Linked DNA regions of Homo sapiens: all the other regions are linked to region 2. A link is an interaction called in ENCODE POLR2A ChIA-PET data of the cell type or tissue named here. Cell type or tissue: GM12878. All regions are shown on one strand. Each heading gives the region's core, and the rest is flanking DNA. Links, peaks and the distances in the headings are about the cores only. Region 1 holds the start of DYNC2I2 (dynein 2 intermediate chain 2). Region 2 overlaps GLE1 (GLE1 RNA export mediator). Region 3 has its middle 16 kb from the start of SET.

What was found. Peaks named below come from ENCODE experiments on the same cell type or tissue, not always from the same donor. Only the 100,000 strongest peaks of a DNase experiment are listed, where the experiment ranks them.
Region 1: POLR2A ChIA-PET joins it to region 2 with 5 read pairs; 2 of 35 experiments call an interaction of 5 or more read pairs at or near these places.
Region 3: POLR2A ChIA-PET joins it to region 2 with 6 read pairs; 6 of 35 experiments call an interaction of 5 or more read pairs at or near these places.

Annotation. Positions count from the first base shown.
Region 1 is chr9:128,656,417-128,663,843 of GRCh38, reverse strand. It overlaps DYNC2I2 (dynein 2 intermediate chain 2), which reads left to right and starts at 6,997. Exons shown (of 9, transcript NM_052844.4): 1 at 6,997-7,303. The coding sequence starts at 7,118. It also overlaps the pseudogene HMGA1P4. RefSeq lists enhancers at 6,297-6,940, 6,758-6,967, 6,941-7,427 and a silencer at 7,148-7,427. In GM12878, for the core only: no CTCF peak of the experiment used is centred there; a DNase peak (open chromatin) is centred at 6,883; H3K4me3 peaks cover 919 bases; H3K27ac peaks cover 929 bases.
Region 2 is chr9:128,508,590-128,517,990 of GRCh38, reverse strand. It overlaps GLE1 (GLE1 RNA export mediator), which reads right to left. Exons shown (of 16, transcript NM_001003722.2): 2 at 8,894-9,115; 3 at 2,352-2,462. Among named protein-coding and RNA genes, the nearest start is that of GLE1, 8.6 kb to the right of the region's middle. In GM12878, for the core only: no CTCF peak of the experiment used is centred there; no DNase peak of the experiment used is centred there; H3K27ac peaks cover 553 bases.
Region 3 is chr9:128,668,172-128,678,125 of GRCh38, reverse strand. It overlaps a transcript of DYNC2I2 not described here. Among named protein-coding and RNA genes, the nearest start is that of SET, 16 kb to the left of the region's middle. RefSeq lists an enhancer at 9,821-9,954. In GM12878, for the core only: no CTCF peak of the experiment used is centred there; no DNase peak of the experiment used is centred there.

The DNA.
Region 1 (7,427 bases), core at 2,428-7,427, 150 kb before region 2:
ACTCTCTACAAAAAATACAAAAAATTAACTGGGCATGATGGCGTGTACCTGTAGTCCCAGCTACTAGGGAGGCTGAGCTGGGAGATCACTTGAGCACTGGATGTTGAGGCTGCAGTGTGCCATGATGGTGCCACTGCATTCCAGCTTGGGTGACAAGAGTGATACCCTGTCTCAAAAAAAAAAAAAAAAAAAAAGAAAAAAACTATAATAGATATGAACAAAACCTAATTGGGCTACAGAAAATGGAACAAATACATCTACTTGCAGATTAAAAGGAGCCCAAGCCCCATCTCATCCTAGCACACCCTCCTCCACTGTCCTGGCAGTAGCAGGTATGGCCATCTGCGGGGGTGCTTATTCTCAAAAATGTCCCCAGCCCAGCCTGTGTCTTTGTCACTCCATGGAGCTCACACTCACTTTTCTTCCTTCCTCTCCTTCCCTAGTCCCTGCACTAGGTCAGACAATCCCCTTTGGGGTACAGGAAACAAAGCAGGAGGAGTTTGAGGTCCCTACACTGCAGCAGAAGAAGAGGAAGGAGTGGGGCCTGAATTGACCATAAAGGATGTAGGGGCCACGTTGTTCCACTGTAATGTCAAGGAGGGGGTGGCCATTGTTTGTCCCAGCCTGGGGCTCCCCCTCTGGTTTCCTATTTGTAGTTACTAGAATGAAAAAAAAACATGATAGATAAATAAATAATCCACTGGCAGAGATCAGAGAGGTTCAATCTGGATCATTAAGAATGAATTGGGGCCGGGCGCCGTGGCTCACGCCTGTAATCCTAGCACTTTGGGAGGCTGAGGCAGGCGGATCACCTGAGGTCAGGAGTTTGAGACCAGCCTGGCCAAACCCCATCTCTACCAAATATACAAAAATTAGCCAGGTGTGGTGGCCCACGCCTGTAGTCCCAGCTACTCAGGAGACTGAGACATGAGAAATGCTTGAACCTGTGAGGCAGAAACTCCGTCTCAAAAGAAAAAAAAGGCTGGGTGCAGTGGCTCACTCCTGTAGTCCCAGCACTTTGGGAGGCCAAGGCAGGTGGATCACCCGAGGTCAGGAGCTCGAGACCAGCCTGGCTAACATGGTGAAACCTACAAAAATTAGCCCAGCATGGTGGCAGTTGTCTGTAATCCCAGCTACTCTGTAGGCTGAAGCAGGAGGATCACTTGAACCTAGGAGGTGAAGGTTGCAGTGAGCCAAGATCGTGCCACTACACTCCAGCCTGGGGGATAGAGTGAGACTCTGCCTGCAAAAAAATAAATAAATAAATTAGCCATGAATGGTGGCGGGTGCCTGTAATCCCAGCTACTCGGGAGGCTGAGGCAGGGAGAATTGCTTGAACCCAGGAAGTAGGTTGCAGTGAGCCGAGATCGCGCCATTGCACTCCAGCCTGGGCAACAAGAGCAAAACTCCATCTCAAATAAAACAAAACAAAACACCCAAGACTGTAACACTTGTGTTTTGGAATTATGAATATCCTGCTGCTTTATGTCCAGTATCCATCTGTAGGGCACACCAGCCTCTCAACACAAAGAGCATGGGCAGATGGCGCTTTCATTATGGCCACCATTGATTGAGCCCCCTTCAGGTTTCAGGCTCTTTTTTTTTTTCCCCAAGACGGAGTCTCGCGCTGTTGCCCAGGCTGGAGTGCAATGGCGCAATCTCGGCTCACTGCAACCTCCGCCTCCCAGGTTCAAGTGATTCTCCTGCCTCAGCCTCCAAAGTAGCTGGGACTACAGGCACATGCAACCATGCCCAGCTAATTTTTTGTATGTTTAGTAGAGATGGGGTTTCTTTTTTTTTTTTGAGATGGAGTCTCGCTCTGTCGCCAGGCTGGATTGCAGGGGTGCAATCTCGGCTCACAGCAACCTCCACCTCCCAGGTCCAAGTGATTCTTCTGCCTCTGCCTCCCTAGTAGCTGGGATTACAGGCGCCTGCCACCACGCCCAGCTAATTTTTGTATTTTTAGTAGAGACGGGGTTTCACCATGTTGGCTAGGCTGGTCTCCAACTCCTGACCTCAGGTGATCCGCCTACCTCGGCCTCCCAAAATGCTGGGATTACAGGCATGAGCCACCAAGCCCGGCCGGCTTTTTTTCAGACATTCATCCCCTGAGGATCAAGTAAGTGTGATTGTTATTAGGACCTGATGCATGGGAGCCTCCAAAGTAGCTGGGAATACAGGTGCCTGACACCACGCCCGGCTAATTTTTTGGTTTGTCTTTTTCTGAGACAGAGTTTCACTCTTATTGCCCAGGCTGGAGTGCAACGGCTCAATCTCGGCTCACTCCAACCTCCACTTCCTGGGTTCAAGCGATTCTCCTGCCTCAGACTCACGAGTAGCTGAGATAACAGGCACCCGCTATGTCACCCGTATAATTTTTGTATTTTTGTAGAGACAAGGTTTCACCATGTTGGCCAGGCTGGTCTTGAACTCCTGACCTCAGGTGATCTGCCCACCTCGGCCTCCCAAATTGCTGGATTACAGGCGTGAGCCACCATGCCAGGCTGGTTTTTCTTTTTGTTTTTTTTTTTTTTTTTTTGAGATGGAGTCTCACTCTGTTACCCAGACTGGAGTGCAGTGGGGTAGCAATTCTCCTGCCTCGGTCTCCGGAGTAGCTGGGATTACAGGCATGCACCACCACATCTGGCTAATTTTTGTATTTTTAGTAGAGACAGGGTTTCACCATGTTCATCAGGCTGGTCTGGAACTCCTGACCTCAGGTGATCCACCTGCCTTGGCCTCCCAAATTGCTGGGATTACAGGCGTGAAACATTGCGGCCGGCTCAACACAACAACCTCATTATTAAAACAGCTTTGACCTGGCGCAGTGGCTTTTGCCTGTAATTCCAGCACTTTGGGAGGCTGAGGTGCGCAGATCCTGAGGTCAGGAGTTCGAGACCAGCCTGGCCAATATGGTGAAACCCCGTCTCTACTAAAAATACAAAAATTAGCCGGGTGTGGTGGTGCATGCCTGTAGTCCCAGCTACTTGGGAGGCTGAGGCAAGAGAATCACTTGAACTCAAGAGGTGAAGGTTGCAATGAGCCGAGATTGTGCCACTACACTTGAGCCTGGATGACAGAGCGTGACACCATCTCAAAAACATAAATAAATAAATAAAAAATAAAAATAAAATTAGACAGCTTTGTCAGGCCAGGCATGGTGGCCCATGCCTATAATCCCAGTACTTTGGGAGGCTGAGGTGGGCGGATCATGAGGTCAGGAACTCGAGACCATCCTGGCTAACATGGTGAAAGCCTGTCTCTACTGAACATACAAAAAATTAGTTGAGCGTGGTGGCATGCGCTACTCTGAAGGCTGAGGCAGGAGAATCGCTTGAACCCGGGAGGCAGCAGTTGCAGTGAGCCAAGATCACACCACTGCAGTCCACTCTGGGCAACAGAACAAGACTGTTTAAAAAAAAAAAGAAATAATAGGCAGGGCACAGTGGCTCATGCCTGTAATCCCAGCACTTTGGGAGGCCGAGGTGGGCAGATCACAAGGTCAGGAGATCGGGACCATTCTGGCTAACACGGTGAAACCTTGTCTCCACTAAAAATACAAAAAAACTTAGCTGGGGGTGGTGGCGGGCGCCTGTAGTCCCAGCTACTTGGGAGGCCGAGGCAGGAGAACGGCGTGAACCCGGGAGGCGGAGGTTGCAGTGAGCCGAGATCGTGCCACTGCACTCCAGCCTGGGCGACAGAGCGAGACTCCGTCTCAAAAATAAAATAAAATAAAAATAATAATAATAATGAGTTTTGAGGGTTTTTTTTTTTTTTTTGACAGGGTCTCACTCTGGCACCCATGCTGGAAGACAGTGGCGCAATCATGGCTCACTGCACTTGACCTCACAGGCCCAAGCGATCCTCCCAACTAAGCCTCCAGAGTAACTGGGCCATAGATGCATGCCACTACACCTGGCTAACTTTTTTTTTTTGAGACAGAGTCTTGCTCTTGTTGCCCAGGCTGGAGTGCAATGGCGCCATCTTGCCTCACTGCCACTTCCACCTCCCAGGTTCAAGTGATTCTCCTGCCTCAGCCTCCGGAGTAGCTGGAATTATAGGCATGTGCCACCACGCCTCGCTAATTTTGTATTTTTAGTAAGGACAGGGTTTCACCATGTTGGTCAGGCTGGTCTCGAACTCCTGACCTCAGGTGATCCACCCGCCTCGGCCTCCAAAAGTGCTGGGATTACAGGTGTGAGCTACTGCGCCCAGCCCTAATTTTTTAAATAGGTTTTGTCTTAGAGACGAGGTGTCCCTATGTTTCCCAGGCTGATCTCGAACTCTTAGGCATGAGCCACCACACCAGACCTTAGTGAGTTTGTGTGTGTGTTTTTTTTTTTTTTTTTGAGACGGAGTCTCCCTCTGTCGCCCAGGCTGGAGTGCAGTGGTGCGATCTCTGCTCACCGCAAGCTCCACCTCCCAGGTTCATGCCATTCTCCTGGCTCAGCCTCCCGAGTAGTTGGGACTACAGGCGCCCGCCACCACGCCCGGCTAATTTTTGTATTTTTTAGTAGAGATGGGGTTTCATCATGTTAGCCAGGATGGTCTCGATCTCCTGACCTCGTGATCCGCCCGCCTCGGCCTCCCAGTTGTGAGCCACCGCGCCCGGCCCCTTAATGAGTTTTTAAAAAGTCCCTTTTTCTTCAGTCTACATTTGAGGAAGGGCCTTTCTAGGTGGTGGTAAACTGAGGCCTGAGGGGTGTGCTTGAAGCAGGTGGAGGCAGAGGCCATGGGGTGGAGAGAGGGTGGGTACAGGGACGGAATCTTGGGCCCTGAAGGGATTGAATTGTGTTTTCAAATACCATCTGCTTTGGCCTGGGGAGTGGCTTAGCCTGTATTCCCAGCACTTTGGGAGGTAGAAGTGAGCAGTTCACTTGAACCCAGGAGTTCGAGACCAGCCTGGGCAACACGGGGAGACCCCTGCCCCCATCTCTACAAAAACACAAAAATTAGCTGGGGATGGTAGTGCATGCCTGTAGTCCCAGCTGCTTAGGAGGCTGAGGTGGTTGGATGGCCTGAGCCCGGAGAGGTTGAGGCTGCAGTGAGCCATGATCATACCACTACTCCAGCCTGGTGACACAGCCAGACCCTGTCTCAAAAAAAAAAAAAAAAAAAAAAATTAGGTCAGGTGAGGTGGCTCACCTGAGGTCAGGAGTTTCAAAGCAGCATGGCCAACACGGTGAAACCCCATCTCTACTAAAAATACAAAAAATTGGCCAGGCGTGGTGGCGGTTGCCTGTAATCCCAGCTACTCGAGAGGCTGAGGCAGGAGAATCACTTGAGCCTGGGAGGTGGAGGTTGTTGTGAGCCAAGATAGTGCCACTGCACGCCAGCCTGGACGACAAAGCGAGACTCTGTCTCAAAAAAAAACAAACAGGCTGGGCGCAGTGGCCCACGCCTGTAATCCCAGCACTTTGGCAGGCTGAGGCGGGCAGATCATTTGAGATCAGGAGTTCCAGACCAGCTTGGCCAACATGGTGAAACCCTTCTCTACTAAAAATACAAAAATTAGCCCAGTGTGGTGGCATGTGCCTGTAATCCCAGCTGCTTGGGAGGCTGAGGCATGAGAATCGCTTGAACTGGGGAGGTGGAGGTTGCTGTGAGCCGAGATCACGCCACTGCACTCCACCTTGGGCGACAGAGTGAGACTCTGTCTTAAAAAAAAAAAAAAAAAGTAGCATCTATCCTTCCCAGATCATTTTTTAGAATTTTTTTATTATTTTGTTGTTATTATTATTATTATTTTGAGACAGGGTCTCACTCTCTTGTCCAGGCTAAAGCACAGCGTGGTTCAATCAGGGCTCTCTGCAGCCTCAATTTCCCTGACTCCAGGGATCCTCTCACCTTGGCCTCCGGAGCAGCTGGGACTACAGGTGTGTGCCACTATGCCTGGCCAATTAAAAAATTTTTTTTTGTAGAGAGGGAGTCTTGCTGTGTTGCCCAGGCAGGTCTCAAACTCCTGGGCTCAAGTGATCCTCTTGCCTTGGCCTTCCAAAGTGCTGGCCATCTCGTCTGGCCTATTATTATTTTTTTAGAGATAGGGTCTTGCTCTATCACTCAGGCTGTAGTGTAGTGGTGTAATCATAGCTCACTGCAGCCTCAAACTACTGGACTCAAGGGATCTTTACACTCAGCCTGCCGAGTAGGTGGGACTACAGGCACGTGCCACCATGCCCAGCTAAGTTTTAAAACATTTTTTTTGTAGAGACGGGCTCTCACTATGTTGCTCAGGCTGGTTTCGAACTCCTGGCTTCAAGCGATCCTCCTGCCTTGGCCTCTCAAAGTACCGGGATTACAGGTGTGAGCCACCGCACCTGGCCTATTTGTTTATTCTTTATTTTTATTTTTTAGTCCTCAGGTCAGAATCTCCAGTTTTTTTAATTCCGGTGGGGCGCGCGGAATGGCAGAACGACATAATATAGTATAAAAAGCAATTCTTTCCTCAGGGTGAGAACTTAATAAGAAAGAGACGTTCTGGGCTCTTTGCCTGACACACAGTAGGCACATTATTTAGTTATTTGCTTTTAATTTCGATTTAATAAGCATGTTTCTGTAGAAGACCTCATTTGGGCCTCCCAGCTTTTTAACCACATTTAGGATCTCCGTAGGAATATTTTTCATCATCATTCTATTGAGACAGAGACTGAGGATTAAAGGGAGATCACTTGGCTTCGAGGTGACAGCCTGTTCGAGTGGCGCGGTTCTCGGATCTGCTGGAAGAATCAGCTGCTCAGCCAGATCTGCGCTCCCAGGCCCAGACCTCGCGGGCCGGCCACGGCCGCAGGCTGCCGCCCTCTCTTCGCTTCTGCGCTTGGCTGCTCAGCGCCATCTTTGAACCTGGCACCAATGCCTCACTTCCGCAGTTTCCTCGCCCAGGAGTAGCGCGCCTACTCTTAGAGTGCTTTTTCTGGGGACAGGGTATGCAAAACCGGTCATGCTTCTCTCTCTGGCCGAGAAGAATCGTTACTTTTCTTTCTTCCAGGTCTTGCAGGAGGCGCTGCGACCAATTCAAACATGGCGCCGTCAGCCTCACATTCCCCGTTTTCCGCTCATGGCGGCGTAGGGGCGGAGGTCGCGCCTGAGTGCGTCCGCACGAGAGGGCGGAACCGTCTCCATGGCAACCCGCGCGCAGCCGGGGCCACTCAGCCAGGCGGGAAGCGCTGGTGTTGCGGCGCTGGCGACAGTCGGGGTTGCGAGCGGCCCGGGGCCGGGGCGGCCAGGGCCGCTGCAGGACGAGACCCTGGGTGTGGCGTCCGTGCCCTCGCAGTGGAGGGCCGTCCAGGGCATCCGCTGGGAGACGGTGAGGGCGCGGGCCCCGCGCGGAGCGACGCGGGCGGGAAGGCGGGGTCGCAGCGCGGCTGCCGGGCGGGTTCGGGCGTCCCACCGTGGCTGCCGGGCGGGTTCGGGCGTCCCACCGTGGCTGC
Region 2 (9,401 bases), core at 4,290-9,289:
GCAATAAGGATCTTTAGATAACTGAGGAATCTCTATATCCTAAAAGGGATCAAGATGAACAAATAAAAAATAATGAATCCAGAAGGACATGTATATCAAGGAACACAAGTGAATCTGAAAAAGAGCTCTGAATATGATAAGAAATGAGAATAAGATGCTCTGAAAAAGGAAGAAGTGGAGAATACAAAAAAACTCATGAAAATTAGACATAATAAATACATATATATTTTTTCAATCAACAGGTGGAGAATAAAATATAGAAATCTTCTAGAAAACAAAACAATAAGACAAAAGGAAAATGAAAGAAAGAATAGGACATATAGAGGATTAACTTAGGCAATGGAGAGGTGAACTAATCAAGGGGAAAAATTTCCAAAGATGCAGGAAATAAATCTTTGAATTAAAACAACTCTGATATGCAGAATTAGTCGTTTCTCACCATCTCCATTGCTACCACCCTACTCTAAGCAACCACCATCTTTCACCCAGATTACAACAATGTTCCAAATATTTTACTTATTTCTCTTGTTTACTTCTGTCTCTTCCCACCACAATATAAGCTCTATGTCTATAATGTTTACTGTTTTATCTAGACCTGGAACAGCATCTAGCACATAGGTGCTCAGCAAATATTTATTGACTCAATGACCAATGAGGCAAGATGTTAGAAGACTTTCATTTTCTTTTTCTTTTTTTTTTTTGAGATAAAGTATTGCCCTGCTGCCCAGGCTAGAGTGCAGTGGCACAATCTTGGCTCACTGCCACCTCTGCCTCCCGGGTTCAAGTGATTCTCCTGCCTCAGCCTCCCCAGTAACTAGTATTATAGGCATGTGCCACCATGCCCGGCTAATTTTTGTATTTTTAGTAGAGATGGGGTTTCGCCATGTTGGCCAGGCCAGTCTGGAACTCCTTATCTCAGGTGATCCACCTGCCTCACCCTCCCAAAGTGCTGGGATTACGGGCATGAGCCTCCGTGCCTGGCCAAGACTTTCATTTTCTAAATTCCTGTACTCTGAAACATTTTTACAAGATCATGCATTGCTTTCCTAATTAAAAAAAAATACATGCTGGGCGCAGTGGCTTATGCCTGTAATCCCAGCACTTTGGGAGGCTGAGGTGGGTGGATCACCTGAGGTCAGGAGTTTGAGACCAGCCTGGCCAACACGGTGAAACCCCGTCTCTACTAAAAAATACAAAAATTAGCCAGGCGTGGTGGCAGGCGCCTGTAATCTCAGCTACTTGGGAGGCTCAGGCAGGAGAATTGCTGGAACCCAGGAGGCGGAGGTTGCAGTGAGCCAAGATTGCACCACTGCACTCCAGCCCGGGCTGACAACAGCAAGACTCTGTCTCAAAAAAACAAAAACAAAAAACAGGCCGGGCACGGTGGCTCATGCCTGTAATCCCAGCACTCTGGGAGGCCGAGGCGGGCAGATCACGAGGTCAGAAGATCAAGACCGTCCTGGCTAACACGGCAAAACCCTGTCTCCACTAAAAATACAAAAAATTAGCTGGGCGTGGTGACAGGCACCTGTAGTCCCAGCTACTTGGGAGGCTGAGGCAAGAGAATAGCATGAACCTGGGAGGCGGAGCTTGCGGTGAGCCGAGATGGTGCCACTGTACTACAGCCTGGGCAACAGAGCAAGACTCCATCTCAAAAACAAAAACAAAAACAAAATACAATCAAATAAATTAATTAAAATAGTGCTGCTATTTTTTCAAGAGGCTAAGGTCCTGACTGGGCATCGTGGCTCATGCCTGTAATCCCAGCACCTTGGGAGGCTGAGGCAGGTGAATCACCTGAGGTCAGGAGTTCGAGACCAGCCTGACCAACATAGTGAAACCCCGTCTCTAGTAAATAGAAAATAAAGTAGCTGGGTGTGGTGGCGCGAGCCTGTAATCCTAGTTACTTGGGAGGCTGAGGCAGGAGAATCACTTGAACCTGGGAGGTGGAGGTTGCAGTGAGCCAAGATTACACCACTGTAGTCCAGTCCAGCCTGGGCAACAAGAGCAAAAACTCCACCTCAAAAAAAAAAAAAAAGAGGCTAAGGTCCCATTTTCTCAGAATAAGCTTATCTAACAATCCCAGACCATTTCCAAATTTTGGAGAAGTAAATGGAAGCCAGAAAAGGCTAAGTAATTTTCCCAAAGTCACATGTAAAATGTAACAGCCAGGATCTGAAACCAGACTTGACTTCAGAGCACTCACTCCTGACCTCTATTACACTACCCCCAAAACTAAACAGTAGGTGGGAAGGATGAGTAGCATACAGTGCCCATTCCTACGCCCTGGGGAACTGCAGTTAAATGTGGCTCGCAGGATCAAGGCTGCCTTCCTTCATGGGTTCACTTACTGTTCCTTTCATTCTGTGTACCAGTTCGTACATTCGGACGCAGCCTTCCACTTTGATCCCCCGTGAGGACTGAAGTACCATAGATTCTGTGTGCTGGGACTCATCTTTGCCCTATATGAGCAGAAAATGGAAAAATAATTAAAAAATAAGTTTTTAATATGGTAAAGTTGGTGTTATCTCTTCTAGACAAAGACCACATCCCAACTTATGAACAACCACCAATAACAAGAGCAAAAAAAAAATTTAGGTCAGAACTAGTGTGCTTTTCATGAATGACATTGACTTTGTTCTAATTGTTTTCTTTAATAAATTGATGTTTGTTACTTTGGGTGATTTTTTGGGTTTTTCTATGTTTTTTTTGACTTGTTTGTTTTACTCTGCCTAGAAAATGTTTCCCCTTTCTTCAGATCAGTGTCCATTTATCCTGGGATGCTTTGGATGGAGTATCCCCAACCTACATCCCTAAGCTTCCATCCTCCTGGCTTCAGGAGAAAGCTGGCTATCAAAGTACTCTATCCTCAGGCCGGGTGTGGTGGCTCACGCCTGTAATCCCAGTACTTTGGGAGGCAGAGGTGGGCGGATCACAAAGTCAGGAGTTCGAGACCATCCTGACCAACATGGTGAAACCCCGTCCCTACTAAAAACACAAAAATTAGCCAGGCGTGGTGGCACGCACCTATAATCCCAGCTACTGAGGAGGCAGGCTAAGGCAGGAGAATCCCTTGAACCCAGGAGGCGGAGGCTGTAGTGAGCTGAGATCGCGCCACTGCACTCCAGCCTGGGCGACAGAGCAAGACTCCATCTCAAAAAAAAGGCCAGGCACCTTTTTCCCCAGCACTTTGGGAGGCTGTGGTGGGCGGATTACAAGGTCAGGAGTTTGAGACTATCCTGACCAACATGGTGAAACCCTGTCTCTACTAAACATACACAAGACATACCCTGTCTCTACTAAACCCTGTCTCTACTAAACATACACAAGACATACTCTGTCTCTACCAAACATACACAAGTTAGCCGGGCATGGTGGCACGTGCCTAGGCATGGTGGCGGGCGCCTGTAGTCCCAGCTACTCGGGAGGCTGAGGCGGGAGAATGGCGTGAACCTGGGAGGTGGAGCTTGCAGTGCGCAGAGATCGTACGACTGCACTCTAGCCTGGGATACAGAGACTCCGTCTCAAAAAAAAAAAAAAAAAAAGTCTGCTATCCTCCTACACCCAGTATGGACTTGAGGAATGAAAAATATGACCTGAAGGCCAGAGTTCATCTTTGAACTTTTCTAAGTTTTTTTTTTTTTTTTTTTTTGAAACAAGATCTCACTCTGTTTCCCAGGCTGGAGTATAGTGGCGTGATCACGGATCATTACAGCCTGGACCTTCCAGCTTCAATTGATCCTCCTGCCTCAGTCTCACAAGTAGCTGGGACCACTGGCGCACGCCACCACACCTGGCTAATTTTTGTATTTTTTTGTAGAGACAGGGTTTTGTCATGTTGCCCAGGCTGGTCCCAAACTCCTAGTCTCAGGCAAGCCTCCTACCTCAGGCTCCCAAAGTGCTACAATTACAGGCATGAGCCACTATGCCTGGCCTATTTTTTTTCTTTTTCTTTTTCTTTTTTTTTTTTTTTGAGATGGAGTCTCACTCTGTTGCCCAGGCTGGAGTGCAGTAGCGCAATCTCGGCTCACTGCAAGCTCTGCCTCCCGGGTTCATGCCATTCTCCTGCCTCAGCCTCCCAAGTAGCTGGGACTACAGGAACCCTCCACCACGCCAGGATAATTTTTTTTGTATTTTTAGTAGAGATGGTGTTTCACCATGTTAGCCAGGATGGTCTTGATCTCTTGACCTCGTGATCCACCCGCCTTGGCCTTCCAAAGTGCTGGGATTACAGGCGTGAGCCACCGCACCCCGCCTTTTTTCTTTTCTTTTTTTTTTTTTTGAGACAGGGTCTTACTCTATCACCCGTGCTGGCATACAGTCGTGCTATCTAGGCTCACTGCAGCCATGACCTTCCAGGATCAAGGATCCTCCTACCTCAGCCTTCTGAGTAGCTGGGACCGTAGGCATGAGCCATCATGTTCAGGTAATTTTTTTGTAAATATGGAGTTTCCCCATGTTGCGCAGGCTAGTCTCGAATGCCTGAGCTCAAATGTTCCACCTGCCTTGGCCTCCCAAAGTCCTGGGATTCCACACCCAGCTTTTTTATTTTCATTAACACACCTGACATGGATATCTTTGAACTTTTCTGATGAAGCTATCTGGGAATGCTAACCTAAGAAGATGCTGAGTCCAGGGCTACCAGTAGCCATCTTGCCACCTAATCTATCTCAACAATGAAACCAATAACTGAGAAATGGAGAGGCAAAGCCCCATGTTTGGGACACTAGATTGAGTCAAAAATAATCAATCCTATGTGGGGGAGATGTTTGAAAAATAATAATAAATAATGTCAAGCAGAAAGATGCAGAATGTAGATGTTCCTAGATCTAGGTGATTCCAAATGCACTCCTAGACTTCCTAGTTACATGAACTAATTAATACTTCCCTCAGTCCCTTAAGCCAAACTGGGTTTTTCTTACGTAAATACCAAAAATTCCTAAATAATGTGACAATCCATTACATAAAACCATTTAATAATTTATTAGGCCAGGCGCAGTGGCTCCAAAAATTACGGAATTTTATACGTGAAAATAACCTCGGGCTGGGCACGGTGGCTCATGCCTGTAATCCCAGCATGTTGGGAGGCCAAGGCGGGTGGATCACCTGAGGTCACCTAGCCTGACCAACATGGTGAAACCCCGTCTCTACGAAAAATACAAAATTAGCCAGGCATGGTGGCGCGTGCCTGTAATCCCAGCTACTCAAGAGGCTGAGGCAGGAGAATCACTTGAACCTGGGGTTGCAGTGAGTCGAGATCACGCCATTGCACTCCAGCCTGGGCGACAAAAGCGAAACTCCATATTAAAAAAAAAAAAGACCTCAGCAATTTGGTCCAGAATGAGATTTACAGATAAAGACACTGAAGTCCACTGAGGAAAAGAGGCCCACCTGAGGGCACGCCACAATATTGGCAGGATCAGATCAGAATCTGTTGCCAAGAAGCTGCTCATAAAAATACTTTTTAAAAATTTTAATTTTTAAATAATTAATGTTCACAGAAGGTTGCAAAAATACATACAGGAAGGTCGCATGTACTTTTCACCCAGTCTCCCCCAATAGTAATGTCTTTCATAAATACAATAAAATAACAAAACCAGTAAATTGATATTGGTACAATCCACAGAGCTTATTCAGATTTCACCAGTTTTAAAGGCATTCATTTGTGCTTATGTATAGTTCTATGTAATTTTATCACATGTAGATTCATGTAAACACCACCACACTCAAGATACAAAGCTGTTCTATCACCACCAACCACCCCATGTCACACCTATATTTATAGCCTCACCACTTCCTCCCCCATCCCTCATCTCTAAGCTATTCTCCTTCTCTACAGTTCTGCTAATTCAGGAATGTTAAATAAATAAATCTTCACCCAGGCCGGGCCTGGTGGCTCACGCCTGTAATCCCAGAACTTTGGGAGGCCAAGTTGGGCAGATCACCTGAGAACAGGAGTTCGAGACCAGCCTGGCCAACATGGTGAAACCCCGTCTACTAAAAGTACAAAAATTAGCCAGGCATGGTGGCAGGCGCCTATAATCCCAGCTACTCGGGAGGCTGAGGCAGGAGAATCACTTGAACCTGGGAGGCGGAGGTTGCATTAAGCCGAGATTGCACCATTGCACTCCAGCCTGGGGGACAAGAATGAGACTTCGTCTCAAAAATAAATAAAGAAATAAATCTTCACCCAGCCCTAGATTCTGGTTATGTTTTAGTTCTAAAAGGCTTACAGTTTTTTTTTTATGTTTAAGTCCATGATCACGTTAATTTTTTTTTTTTTTTGAGATGGAGTCTTGCTCTGTCGCCCAGGCTGGTGTGCAGTGGCGCAATCTCAGCTCACTGCAAGCTCTGCCTCCCGCGTTCACATCATTCTCCTGCCTCAGCCTCCTGAGTAGCTGGGACTACAGGTGCCCGCCAACTCGCCTAATTTTTTTTTTTATTTTTAGTAGAGAAGGGGTTTGACCGTGTTAGCCAGAATGGTCTTGATCTCCTGACCTAGTGATCCACCCGCCTTGGCCTCCCAAAGTGCTGGGATTACAGGCGTGAGCCACTGCACCCGGCCAAGTTAATTTTTATATAAGGTATGACATTTAGGTGGAGGTTCCTTTTTTTCCTTAAGACGTTCAGTTGCTAAAAATATATATTTTAAAGTACCTAGACCTTTTCTGGCAACAACAACAACAACAAAATCAACATAAATATATATATTTATGTATATTTATAATATATATATTATTTATTTTGTTGTTATTATTTACTCAGTCTCTATATATACATATATTTTGAGACTGAGTCTTGCTCCGTTACCCAGGCTAGAGTACAATGGCATGATCTCAGCTCACTGCAACCTCCGTCTCCCGGGTTCAAGCAATTCTAGTGCCTCAGCCTCCCAAGTAGATGGGATTACAGGCGTGCGCCACGACGCCCAGCTAATTTTGTATTTTTAGTAGAGACAGGGTTTCACTGTGGTCAAGCTGCTCTCGAACTACTGATCTCAAGTGATCCACCTGCCTCAGCCTCCCAAAGTGCTGGGATTACACGTGTGAGCCACCACACGTGGCCACAAAGAATATTTTTTAAAGACTAATATTTTAAAAGATGAACTACTAGATAGAAAAAAAATACTTTCTATGTAAAAAAGAAAAAAAAAAAAAAAACTGGCCAGGCACAGTGGCTCACGACTATAATCCCAGCACTTTGGGAGGCCGAGGTGGGTAGATCATCTGAGGTCAGTAGTTTGAGACCAGACTGGACAACATGGCAAAATCCTGTCTCTACTAAGAATACAAAAATTAGCCAGGCATGGTGGCGCACACCTGTAATCTCAGCTACTTGGGAGGCTGAGGCAGAAGAACCGCGTGAACCCAGGAGGCAAAGGTTGCAGTAAGCCGAGACCATGCCACTGTACTCCAGCCTGGGTGACAGAGCTAGACTCCATCTTAAAAAAAAAAAAAAAAAAAAGCCTGGGTGTGGTGGTTCACACCTGTAATCCCAGCACTTTGGGAGGCCGAGGTGGGCAGATCATAAGGTCAGGAGTTTGAGAACAGCCAGGCCAATATGGTGAAACACCATCTCCACTAAAAATACAAACATAAGCCGGGCGTGATAGTGGGTGCCTGTAATCCCAGCCGCTCAGGAGGCTGAGGTGGGAGAATCGCTTGAAGCCGGGAGGCGGAAGTTGCAGTGAGCTGAAATTGCGTCACTGCACTCCAGCCTGGGGGACAGAGCAAGACTCCGTCTCAAAAAAAAAAAAGAAAAAGAAAATAGCCAAGTATGGTGGTGTCCACACGCAGTCCCAGCTATTCGGGAGGCTGAGACAGGAGGGTGGATTGAGCCTGGGAGGTGGAGGCTGCAGTGAGCCATGTTCATGCCACTGCACTCCATCCTGGTTGACAGAGACAGACCTCAGCTCAAAAAAAAGGGAGGGTGAAGAAGAAGACATGTTCACGTATATTTGTATATACACAAACTACCTCTAGAAGTATATAAAAAGTAATTTTAAAAAACTTCCAAAATTTAACTTTTTTTTGAGATAGGGACTCACTCTGTTGCCTAGGCTGGAATGTAATGGCTTGATCACAGCTCACTGTAGTCTCAAACTCCTGGGCTCAAGTGATCCTCCCATCTCAATGTCCCAAGTAGCTAGGACAACAAGCTCGAGCCACCATGCCTAGCCAATTTTTAAGTATTTTGGAGAGACAAGGTCTCACTATGTTGCCCAGGCTGGTCTTGAACTCCTGGGCTCAAGCAATCCTCTTGTCTTGGCCTTCCAAAGCACTGGAATTATGGACATGAGCCACTGTGTTGGGTCCAATTTAACTTTTTTTTTTTTTTTTGCGTTTAGGAGTGGAGGTTTAATAGGCAAGAGAAAGAGAAAGGAAAATAGTTCTCTCTCTAGTGAGAGAGAGGGGTCTTCTGAGAGGAAATGGCCCCAGTTTAGCATTTTTAAGTGGGAGAAATAACAAAAAAACAGAGGCAGGGACAAAACAGAGCCAGGAATAGGGTAAAATCTCCTACAGAACCAATGAGAGAAGGCATGTAAACTTAAAGAGAAGGTATACATTTCACTCTAAGCCTTCTTCCAGCAGATAACACAAAAAGGGAGACCATATCAGTTAAACAGACGCAGCGTTCATCAGAAAAAAAAAAAAATCCAATTGCTCATGAAATTAGTTATACTATTCTCGGTACTAAGAATAGAGGGGATTTTTCTCCCTCTGGATCTGTCTAAAGAGAACACTGAATGGTGCTGTCAACATTGTCTCTACAACAGCTACAACAATGAGCAATCATTATTTCCCCTAGGGTATGGTCACTGTCATATGACAATATTAAACATTTTGACTTTGCAGCCACCATGTCTTTTGTCTTAAGCTGATCACAACCTTACCTTGGTTCCATTTGGTGTTGCAGGGGAGGCTGGGGAAAAGGCAGAGCTTGCGTCAGGAGATTTGGGAACAAATGAGGGTTGATCTAGGGCTGAAGCTGACGTAGAGGATGGCGAAGTCTCAGACAGAGGTTGGTTCTCCTGCATATGGGGTAGGACGTGCTCTACCACCCATCCAGAATAAGAAGATAGCTTGGGAAGAGACATACATTCTTCTAAAACATCCTAGAGAAAAGAATAGGGTTAAGCTCAACTTACACGTCAACTGTTCTCAGTATAATCCACTACATGCCTTACTGAACATCTAAGAAGGCCTAAATAAATAAACATCAAAGACCCAAAGTAATGTATTAACAATCAGATGAAAACAAAGTACAGTGGTTTCTTGATAATGACCTAGACTACTATCCTTCTAATGAAAATCAGACTAAATAACCCTAACTACAGAAAAAGGGACAATGCACAAAGATTCCCACTAAAGCATATGTGAAAGCAATCTAAAGCACTGAAC
Region 3 (9,954 bases), core at 4,955-9,954, 160 kb before region 2:
TGCACGCCAGCCTGGGCAACGAAAGCGAAACTCTGTCCCAAAAAAAAAAAAAAGAAAAGAAAAGAAAACTGCAGCTAAGTCGAAGGGAAAAAAGCAAAGTCCAAACCCACGTGGTTAGTATGTTGCCATTTGTGTAAAAGAGGAGTAGATAAAAACACTTTGCCAGTATACCTCTAACACAGCTGTTGAAGGATTCCCAATAAACGAATCACATGGCTGTCCCCAGAGAAAGGACTGGGTGATCAGAGGTGAGAGGACAAGGATAGGTGGTAGCAGTGTTACTCTACCCTGCCGTGTTTTTTGTTGTTGTTGTTTTTCAGATGGAGTTTCCCTCTTGTAGCCCAGCCTGGAGTGCAGTGGCGCGATCTTGGCTCACTGCAACCTTCTGCCTCCTGGGTTCAACCGATTCTCCTGTCTCAGCCTTGCGAGTAGCTGGAATTACAGGTGCCTGCCAGCACGCCGAGCTAATTTTTGTATTTTTTTTTTTTTTAGTAGAGACGGGGTTTCGCCACATTGGTCAGGCTGGTTTTGAACTCCTGACCTCAGGTGATCCACCCACCTCAGCCGACGCAAAGTGCTGGGATTATAGGCATGAGCCACTGTGCCTAGCCTGTGCATTTTGTTTTCTTGTTTTTGCTTTTGAGATGGAGTCTCACTCTGTCACCCAGGTTAGAGTGCAGTGGAGCGATTTCAGCTCACTACAACATCTGCCTCCTGGGTTCAAGCAATTCTCATGTCTCAGCCTCCCAAGTAGCTGGGAATATAGGCATAAGCCACCATGCCTGGCTAGTTTATTGTATTTTTAGTAGAGATGGAGTTTCACTATGTTGGATAGGCTAGTCTCGAATTCTGCTCTGCATTTTGAGTTTGGAGGCTTGTGAACTTTTTTCTTTCTTTTTTTTTTTTTTTGAGACAGAGTTATAGGAGTGAGCTATGGCACCTGGCCCTTTGTGAACATATTACATTAAAAATAAAACTGGCTGGGCATGGTGGCTCACGCCTGTAAACCCAGCACTTTGGGAGGCTGAGGCAGGTGGATCACGAGGTCAGGAGATCAGGACCATCCTGGCAAACACGGTGAAACCCCATCTCTACTAAAAATACAAAAAATTAGCCGGCCGTGGTGGCAGGCGCCTGTAGTCCCAGCTACTTAGGAGGCTGAGGCAGGAGAATGGCCTGAACCCAGGAGGTGGAGCTTGCAGTGAGCAGAGATCTCGCCACTGCATTCTAGCCTGGGCAATAGAGCGAGACTCCGTCTCAAAAACAAAACAAAACAAAAAAAAAAACAGCTGGGGCCAACCATAGTGGCTCAGGCCTGTAATCCCCACACTTGGGGAGGCTGAGGCAGGCACATCACTTGAAGTCAGGAGTTTGAGACCAGCCTGGCCAACATGGCAAAACCGTGTCTCTACTAAAAAATACAAAAATTAGCCTGGCGTGGTGACAGGTGCCTGTAGTTCCAGCTACTCTGGAGGCTAGGGTAGGAGAGTCACTTGAACCTAGGAGGCGGAGGTAGCAGTGAGCTGAGATCACACCACCGTACTCCAGCCTGGGCGACAGAGCAAGACTCCGCCTCAAAAAAAAAAAAAAAAATTCAAACACATAAGACCTCACTTTTCCTGTTTGTTTGTTTGTTTGGACTGAGTCTCTCTCTGTCACCCAGGCTGGAGTGTAATGGCAGGATCTAGGCTCACTGCAACCTCCACCTCCTGGGTTCAAGTGATTCTCCTGCCTCAGCCTCCCGAGTAGCTGAGATTACAGGTACCCACTATCATGCCCGGCTACTTTTTGTATTTTTAGTAGAGATGGGGTTTCATCATGTTGGCCAGGTTGATCTTGAACTCCTGACCACAGATGATCCACCCACCTTGGCCTCCCAAGTGCTGGAATTACAGGCGTGAGCCACTGTGCCTGGCCTGTTTGTGTGTTTTTTAATATTTTTTCTTTATTTTTAAATTGAGACAGGGTCTTGGTTTATCATCCAGGCTGGAATGCAGTGGTGTGATCATAGCTTACTGCAGCCTCCACCTCCCAGGCTCTAAGTGATCCTCCCTCCTCAGCCTCCTGAGTAGCTAGGACGACAGGTGTGCCCCAGCAAATCAGCTAATTTTTGTATTTTTTGTAGAGACAGGGTCTTGCTATATTACCCATGCTGGTCTTGAACTCCTAGACTCAAGTGATCCTCCTGCTTCAGCCTCCAGGGTAGCTGGACCTGGCCCACCTTTCCTTTCCTCTCCAGCTTCTAAAATTTGAGCTTCCTGGACTCCCAGGGGCGTTACTAGGCAACTGTGGCAACTCTTCCCAGTTCTAGAATGGAGCTACAGGGCAGCTGGGGGCAAAGCAAAAGGTGTCCCTCCACTCCACCCAAAAGTTGACAGGCTCAGGGAGTACCAGATGTTCCATAACCCCAAGGCCAGGCTCCCTCTGGGAACCAGAAGTTTCCAAAACATTGTATTGTTTCTTTATCTGTTCACCTGTCCGCTTGGGATGGCTGTAGATAGCTACCATTTATTGAGCATCAGCTGGACCTACATGTGGCGCTGACTAAGCATTACCCTTTTGAATCCTCCCATCCATCTTTATAGGATAGTATTATGCCCTTATTTTACAGTTGGGAGAACCAAACCAAATGAAGAATCAAGGCTCCGCCAGGCTCGGTGGCTCATGCCTATAATCCCAGCACTTTGGGAAGCTGAGGTGGGCAGATCACCTGAGGTCAGGAGTTAGACTAGACTAGCCTGGCCAACATGGTGAAACCTCATCTCTACTAAAAATACAAAATTGGCTGGGCATGGTGGTGCATGCCTGTAATCCCAGCTAGTTGGGAGGCTGCAGCAGGAGAATCGCTGGAACCCAGGAGGCGGAGGTTGCAATGAGCTGAGATCGCGCCACTGCACTCCACCCTGGGTTGACACAGCAATACCCTGCCTCTAAAATAAATAAATAAAAAATAAATAAAGACTCAAAGGCATAACTTGCCCTAAAATCAAAGGGCAAGGAGTAGAGGAGTCAAGATTCCAACCCCTGTCTTTCTGGCTCCCCTATACCAACATAGCCTTAGTGTAATGAAAACAGACCGCTCAGGAAGGCTGACAGTGAAGCAAGGCTGGTCTCTGAGACCCCCGGGAGATCAGCTCTGACGGGGCCTCAGGAATCTCCCGGTAGAGTTTCTCTACCACAGACATTTCTCTTTCCTTGCCCCTCACACTGAGCTCTGGCTCCTGAGTATTCCTTAAAAAGTTATCATTGGCTGGGCGTGGTGGCTCACGCCTGAATCACAGCACGTTAGGAGGCTGAGACGGGCAGATCACTTGAGTCCAGGAGTTTGAGACCAGCCGCACGACATGGCTAAACTCCATGTCTAGACATTTTTTATTTTTTTTGAGACGGAGTCTCGATCTCTCTCTCAGGCTGGAGTGCAGTGGTGCAATCTCTGCTCACTGCAACCTCCATCTCCTGGGTTCACGCGATTCTCCTGCCTCAGCCTCCCAAGTAGCTGAGATTACAGGTGCGTGCCACCATGCCCAGCTAATTTTTGTATTTTTAGTACAGACAAGGGTGTCACCATATTGGCCAGGCTGGTCTCGAACTCCTTACCTTGTGATCCACCGTCCTTGGCCTCCCAAAGTGCTGGGATTACAGGCGTGAGCCACCACGCCAGGCCAAAATTTTTTTTTAAATTAGCTAGAGACGGCCAGGCATGGTGGCTCATGCCTGTAATCCCAGCACTTTGAGAAGCCAAGGCAGGCGGATCACGAGGTCAGGAAATTGAGACCATCCTGGCTAACACGGTGAAACCCCATCTCTACCAAAAATACAAAAAATTAGCCGGGTGTGGTGGCGGGCGCCTGTAGTCCCAGTGACTCGGGAGGCTGAGACAGTAGATGGTATAAACCCAGGAGTTGGAGCTTGCAGTGAGCCGAGATTACGCCACTGCACTCTAGCCTGGGCAACAGAGCGAGACTCCATCTCAAAAACAAGACACACACACACAAAACAAAAAAAATTAGCTAGCGATGATCAGGTGTGGTGGCTCGTGCCTGTAATCCCAGCACTTTGGGAGGGTGAGGTGGGTGGATCACCTGAGGTTGGGAGTTAGAGACCAGCCTGACCAACATGAAGAAACCCAGTCTCTACTCAAAATACAAAAATTAGCCAGGTGTGGTGGCGCATCCTGTAATCCCAGTTACTCGGGAGGGTGAGGCAGGAGAATTGCTTGAACCTGGGAGGCTGAGGTTGCGGTGAGCCAAGATTGAGCCATTGCACTCCAGCCTGGGCAACAAGAGTGAAACTTCATCTCAAAAAAAAAAAAAAAAAAATAGCTGGGTGCGGTAGCTCACGCCTGTAATCCTAGCACTTTGGGAGGCCTAGGGGGGCGGATCACGAGGTCAGGAGATCGAGACCATCCTTGCTAACACGGTGAAACCCCATCTCTACTAAAAGTACAAAAACATTAGCCGGGCTTGGTGGCTGGTGCCTGTAGTTCCAGCTACTCGGGAGGCTGAGGCAGGAGAATGGCGTGAACCCAGGAGGTGGAGCTTGCAGTGAGCCGAGATTGCACCACTGCACTCCAGCCCGGGTGACAGAGCTAGACTCCGTCTCAGAAAAAAAAAAAAAAATAGCCAGTGAGGTGGTCTGTGCCTGTGGTCCCAACTATTCAGGAGGCTGAGCAGGGAGGAGCCCTTGAGCCCTGGAGGCAGAAGTTGCAGTAAGCCCAGATTGCACCACTGCACTCCAGACTGGGCGACAGAGTGAGACTCCTTGAAAACAAACAAACAAAACAACTGTTTGCTACTGTATTTTTTAACCATTAACAAATGTTTTTGACAACTTTTTGCCATTATGTATAAATAAGAACATTTTATTATTGACAGTATTTTTTAATCTTGCATTATTTTTGTTGGGTAAATGTGCTATACTTATTTAAGCCTCAAAGGTGAAAATTTAAGCTGCTACTACTGTTTGATCATTATAAGCAACTCTGTGATAAACATCTGAGCAGCTAAGTCCTGGCACATATACATGATTGTTTCCTTAGAGTATGTTGTTAGAACTACAATTGTTAAGTGAAAAAGTATGTAAAATAAAAAGGGTTTTTTTTTGAGACTGAGTCTCACTCTGTCGCCCAGGCTGGAGTGCAGTGGCCCAATCTCGGCTCACTGCAAGCTCCGCCTCCCGGGTTCACACCATTCTCCTGCCTCAGCCTCCCTAGTAGCTGGGACTACAAGTGCCCGCTACCACGCCCCACCAGTTTTTTGTATTTTTAGTAGACACGGGGTTTCACCATGTTAGCCAGGATGGTCTCCATCTGACCTTGTGATCCGCCTGCCTCGGCCTCCCAAAATGCTGGGATTATAGGCGTGAGCCACCGCGCCCGGCCAATAAAAAGGGTTTTTAACATGTTCCCAAATTGTCCAGTTGCTCTTCTGTAGTGTCTGTGTATATTTCAGTACATTTCATTGAATCTGGCTTCTTTCCATTTTGGCAGGTGGAAATTTTTTTCCTTTTTTTTTTTCTCCCCAGAAGCATAGATTTAAGTTGCCCTGAATAGACACTTCCTGGTAGTTGGAAAATTTTATCTCACAGCTGGTATTATTAATGAGATTAAACTTTTTTTTTTTTTTTAGAGACAGGGTCAGTGTAGTGGCTCACAACTGTAATCTCAGCATTTTGGGAGGTTGAGGCGGGCACATCACCTGAGGTCAGGAGTTTGAGACTAGCCTGGCCAACATGGGGAAACCCCGTTTCTACTGAAACTATAAAAATTAGCCAGGCCTGGCGGATCACGAGGTCAAGACATCCAGACCATCCTGGCCAACAAGGTGAAACCCTGTCTCTACTAAAAATACAAAAATTGGCCGGGCGCGGTGGCTCACACCTGTAATCCTAGCACTTTGGGAGGCCGAGACGGGCGGATCACGAGTTCAGGAGATCAAGACCATCCTGGCTAAACGGTGAAACCCCGTCTACTAAAAATACAAAAATTTAGCCAAGCATGCAGGTGGGCGCCTGTAGTCCCAGCTACTCGGGAGGCTGAGGCAGGAGAATGGTGTGAACCCAGGAGGTGGAGGTTGCAGTGAGCTGAGATCGCGCCACTGCACTCCAGCCTGGGCGACAGAGCGAGACTCCGTCTCAATAAATAAATAAATAAATAAATAAAAATACAAAAATTAGGCCGGGCGCGGTGGCTCAAGCCTGTAATTCCAGCACTTTGGGAGGCCGAGGCGGGCGGATCATGAGGTCAGGAGATCGAGACCATCCTGGCTAACACGGTGAAACCCCGTCTCTACTAAAAATACAAAAAAAATTAGCCGGGCATGGTGGCGGGCACCTGTAGTCCCAGCTACTCGGGAGGCTGAGGCAGGAGAATGGCTTGAACCCAGGAGGCAGAGCTTGCAGTGAGCCGAGATCGAGCCGCTGCACTCCAGCCTGGGCGACAGAGCAAGACTCCGTCTCAAAAAATAAATAAATAAAAAATAACAAAAATTAGCTGGACGTGGTGGCACGCACCTGTAGTCCCAGCTACTCTGGAAGCTGAGGCAGGAGAATCACTTCAACCCGGGAGGCAGAGGTTACATTGAATCGAGATCGGCCACTGCCCTCCAGCCTGGAGACAGAGTGAGACTCCGTCTCAAAAAAAAAAAAAAAAAAAAAAGAATTAGCCAGGCCTGGTGCATGTGCCTGTAATCCTAACTACTTGGGGGGCTGAGGCAGGAGAATTGCTTGAACCCAGGAGGCGGAGTTTGCAGTGAACTGAAATCAAGTCACTTCACTGCAGCCTGGGTGACAGAGCAAGACTCCATCTCAAAAAAAAAAAAAAAAAGAGAGACAGGGTCCCACTCTATTGCCCAGGCTGGAGTGCACAGAAGCAGGATCACAGCTCCCTGTAGTCTTGAACTCCTGGGCTCAAGTGACCCTCCCACCTCAGCCTCTCTGGTAGCTGGGACAGGTGCTCATCACTGTGCCCAGCCGAAGTTCTTCATGTGTTTCTTGACTGATGATGCTACTGCTTTTCTAAACTGCCCATTCTTGGGTGTTTCTTTTTTTTTTTTTTTTTTGAGACGGAGTTTCGCTTTTGTTGCCCAGGCTGGAGTGCAATGGTGCAATCTGGGCTCACTGCAACTTCTGCCTCCCAGGTTCAAGCGATTCTCCTGCCTCAGCCTCCCAAGTAGCTGGGATTACAGGCACGTGCCACCACGCCTGGCTGATTTTGTATTTTTAGTAGAGACGGGGTTTCACCATGTTGGTCAGGCTGGCTGGTCTCCAACTCCTGACCTCGGGTGATCCACTGCCTCAGCCTCCCAAAGTGCTGGGATTACAGGCCTGAGCCACCACACCCCACCGCGTTTCTCTCTCTCTTTTTTTTTTTTTTTCTTTTGTTGTTGTTGTTTGAGATGGAGTCTCACTCTGTTGCCAGGCTGAAGTGCAGTGGTGTGATCTCGGCTCACTACAACCTCCTCCTCCCAGGTTCAAGCAATTCTCCTGCTTCAGCTTCCCGAATAGCTGGGACTACAGGTGTGGGCCACCACACCCAGCTAATTTTTGTATTTTTAGTAGAGATGGAGTTTCACCATGTTGGCCAGGGTGGTCTCGATCTCTTGACCTCATGATCTGCCCGCCTCAGCCTCCCAAAGTGCTGGGATTATAGGTGTAAGCCACTGTGTTTGGCCTCTCTTTTTTTTTCTGAGATGGAATTTCACTCTTGTCACCCAGGCTGGGGTGATATGGCACAATCTCAGCTCACTGCAACCTCTGCCTCCCAGGTTCAAGCGATTTTCCTGCCTTAGCCTCCCGAGTAGCTGGGATTACAGGCACCCACCACGACGCCCAGCTATTTTTTTGTATTTTTAGTAGAGACGGAGTTTCACCATGTTGGCCAGGCTGGTCCCAAACTCCTGACTTCCGGTGATCCGCCCCTTGGGCTCCCAAAGTGCTGGGGTTACAGGTGTGACCCACCAGCGGTGTCCAGCCTTTTTTTTTTCCTTTGAGACAGAGTCTTACTCTGTAACCCATGCTGGAGTACAGTGGCAAGATCTTGACTTAGTGCAATCTCTGCCTCATCAGTCAAAGCAATTTTCATGCCTCAGACTCAAGTAGCTGGGATTACAGGTGTTCACCACCATGCCCAGTCAATTTTTGTATTTTTAGGCCAGGTGCAGTGGCTCATGCCTGAAATTTCAGCACTGTGGGAGGCCGAGACTGGCGGATCACAAGCTCAGGATTTCAAGACCTGGCTCAGCAACATAGTGAAACCCCGTCTTTACTAAAAATACAAAAAATATAAGCGTGCATTGTGGCACACACCTGTAATCGCAGCTACTAGGGAGGCTGAGGCAGGAGAATCCCTTGAACCTGGGGGGCAGAGGTTGCAATGAGCCAAGTTTGTGCCACTCATCACCAGCCTAGGCAACAGAGCGAGACTCCATCTCAAACAAAGTTACGCTCTTGTTGCCCAGGATGGCGTGCAATAGTGCGATGTCGGCTCACCGCAACCTATGCCTCCTAGGTTCAAGCGATTCTCCTACCTCAACCTCCCAGGTAGCTGGGATTAGAGGCATGTGCCACTACGCCCGGCTAATTTTGTATTTTTAGTAGAGACAGGGTTTCTCCATGTTGCTCATGCTGGTCTTGAACTCCCGACCTCAGGTGATCTGACCACCTCAGCCTCCTGAAGTGCTGGGACTAGAAGTGTGAGCCACTGCGCTGGGCCTTCTTTTTAATTTTAATTTTAAAAATTTTTTTTAATTTCTTAAATTTTTTTGAGACAGAGTCTCGCTCTGTCGCCCAGGCTGGAGTGCAGTGGCGCAATCTCGGCTCACTGCAAGCTACACTTCCCAGGTTCACGCCATTCTCCTGCCTCAGCCTCCCGAGTAGCTGGGACTACAGGCGCATGCCACCACGCCTGGCTAATTTTTTGTATTTTTAGTAGAGACGGAGTTTCACCGTGTTAGCCAGGATGGTCTTGATCTCCTGACCTCGTGATCCGCCCGCCTCGGCCTCCCAAAGTGCTGGGATTACAGGTGTGAGCCACCACACCCGGCCCAATTATATATTTTTAGTAGAGACGGGGTTTTGCCATGTTGGTCAGGCTGGTCTCAAACTCCTGACCTCAGGTGATCCACCGGCCTCGGTCTCTCAAAGTGCTGGGATTACAGGTGTGAGCCACTGCACCTGGCCATATGGCAGGTTAGTTGTTATACACTCCTTAGCATATTTTGACCTCCATATACACTGTCCCGGTAAGTATTTTATTTCTATGTATTCAAGGCACTTGATCTTTCCTTTTCTTTTTTTTTTTTTTCCTTTTTTTTAGACTGAGTCTCGCTCTGTTTTCCAGGGGTGCAGTGGCATGATCTCAGCTCACTGCAACTTCTACCTCCTGGGATCAAGCGATTCTCATGCCTCAGCCTCCCCAGTAGCTGGGATTACAGGTGCATGCCACCATCCCTGCTAATTTTTGTATTTTTAGTAGAGATGGGATTTCCCCATGTTGGCCAAGCTGGTCTCAAACTCCTGACCTTGTGATCCACCCATCTCAGCCTCCCAAAATGCTGGGATAACAGGTGTGAGCCACTGCGCCCAGCCTTTTTTTTTTTTTTTTAGAATGGTCTCACTCTGTTACCCAAGCTGGCGCTGGAGTGTGATGACACAATCGTGATTTACGACCCAATGCAGTGGCTCACGCCAAGGCGGGCGGATCACAAGGTCAGGAGATGGAGACCATCCTGGCCAATATTGTGAAACCCGTCTCTACTAAAAATACAAAAATTAGCTGGGCGTTGTGGCCAGACGCAGTGGCTCATGCCTGTAATCCCAGCACTCTGGGAGGCGGAGGCGGGCAGATTACAAGGTCAAGAGATCGAGACTGGCCGGGCGTGGTGGCTCACGCCTGTAATCCCAGCACTTTGGGAGGCCAAGGCGGGCGGATCACAAGGTCAGGAGATCAAGACCATC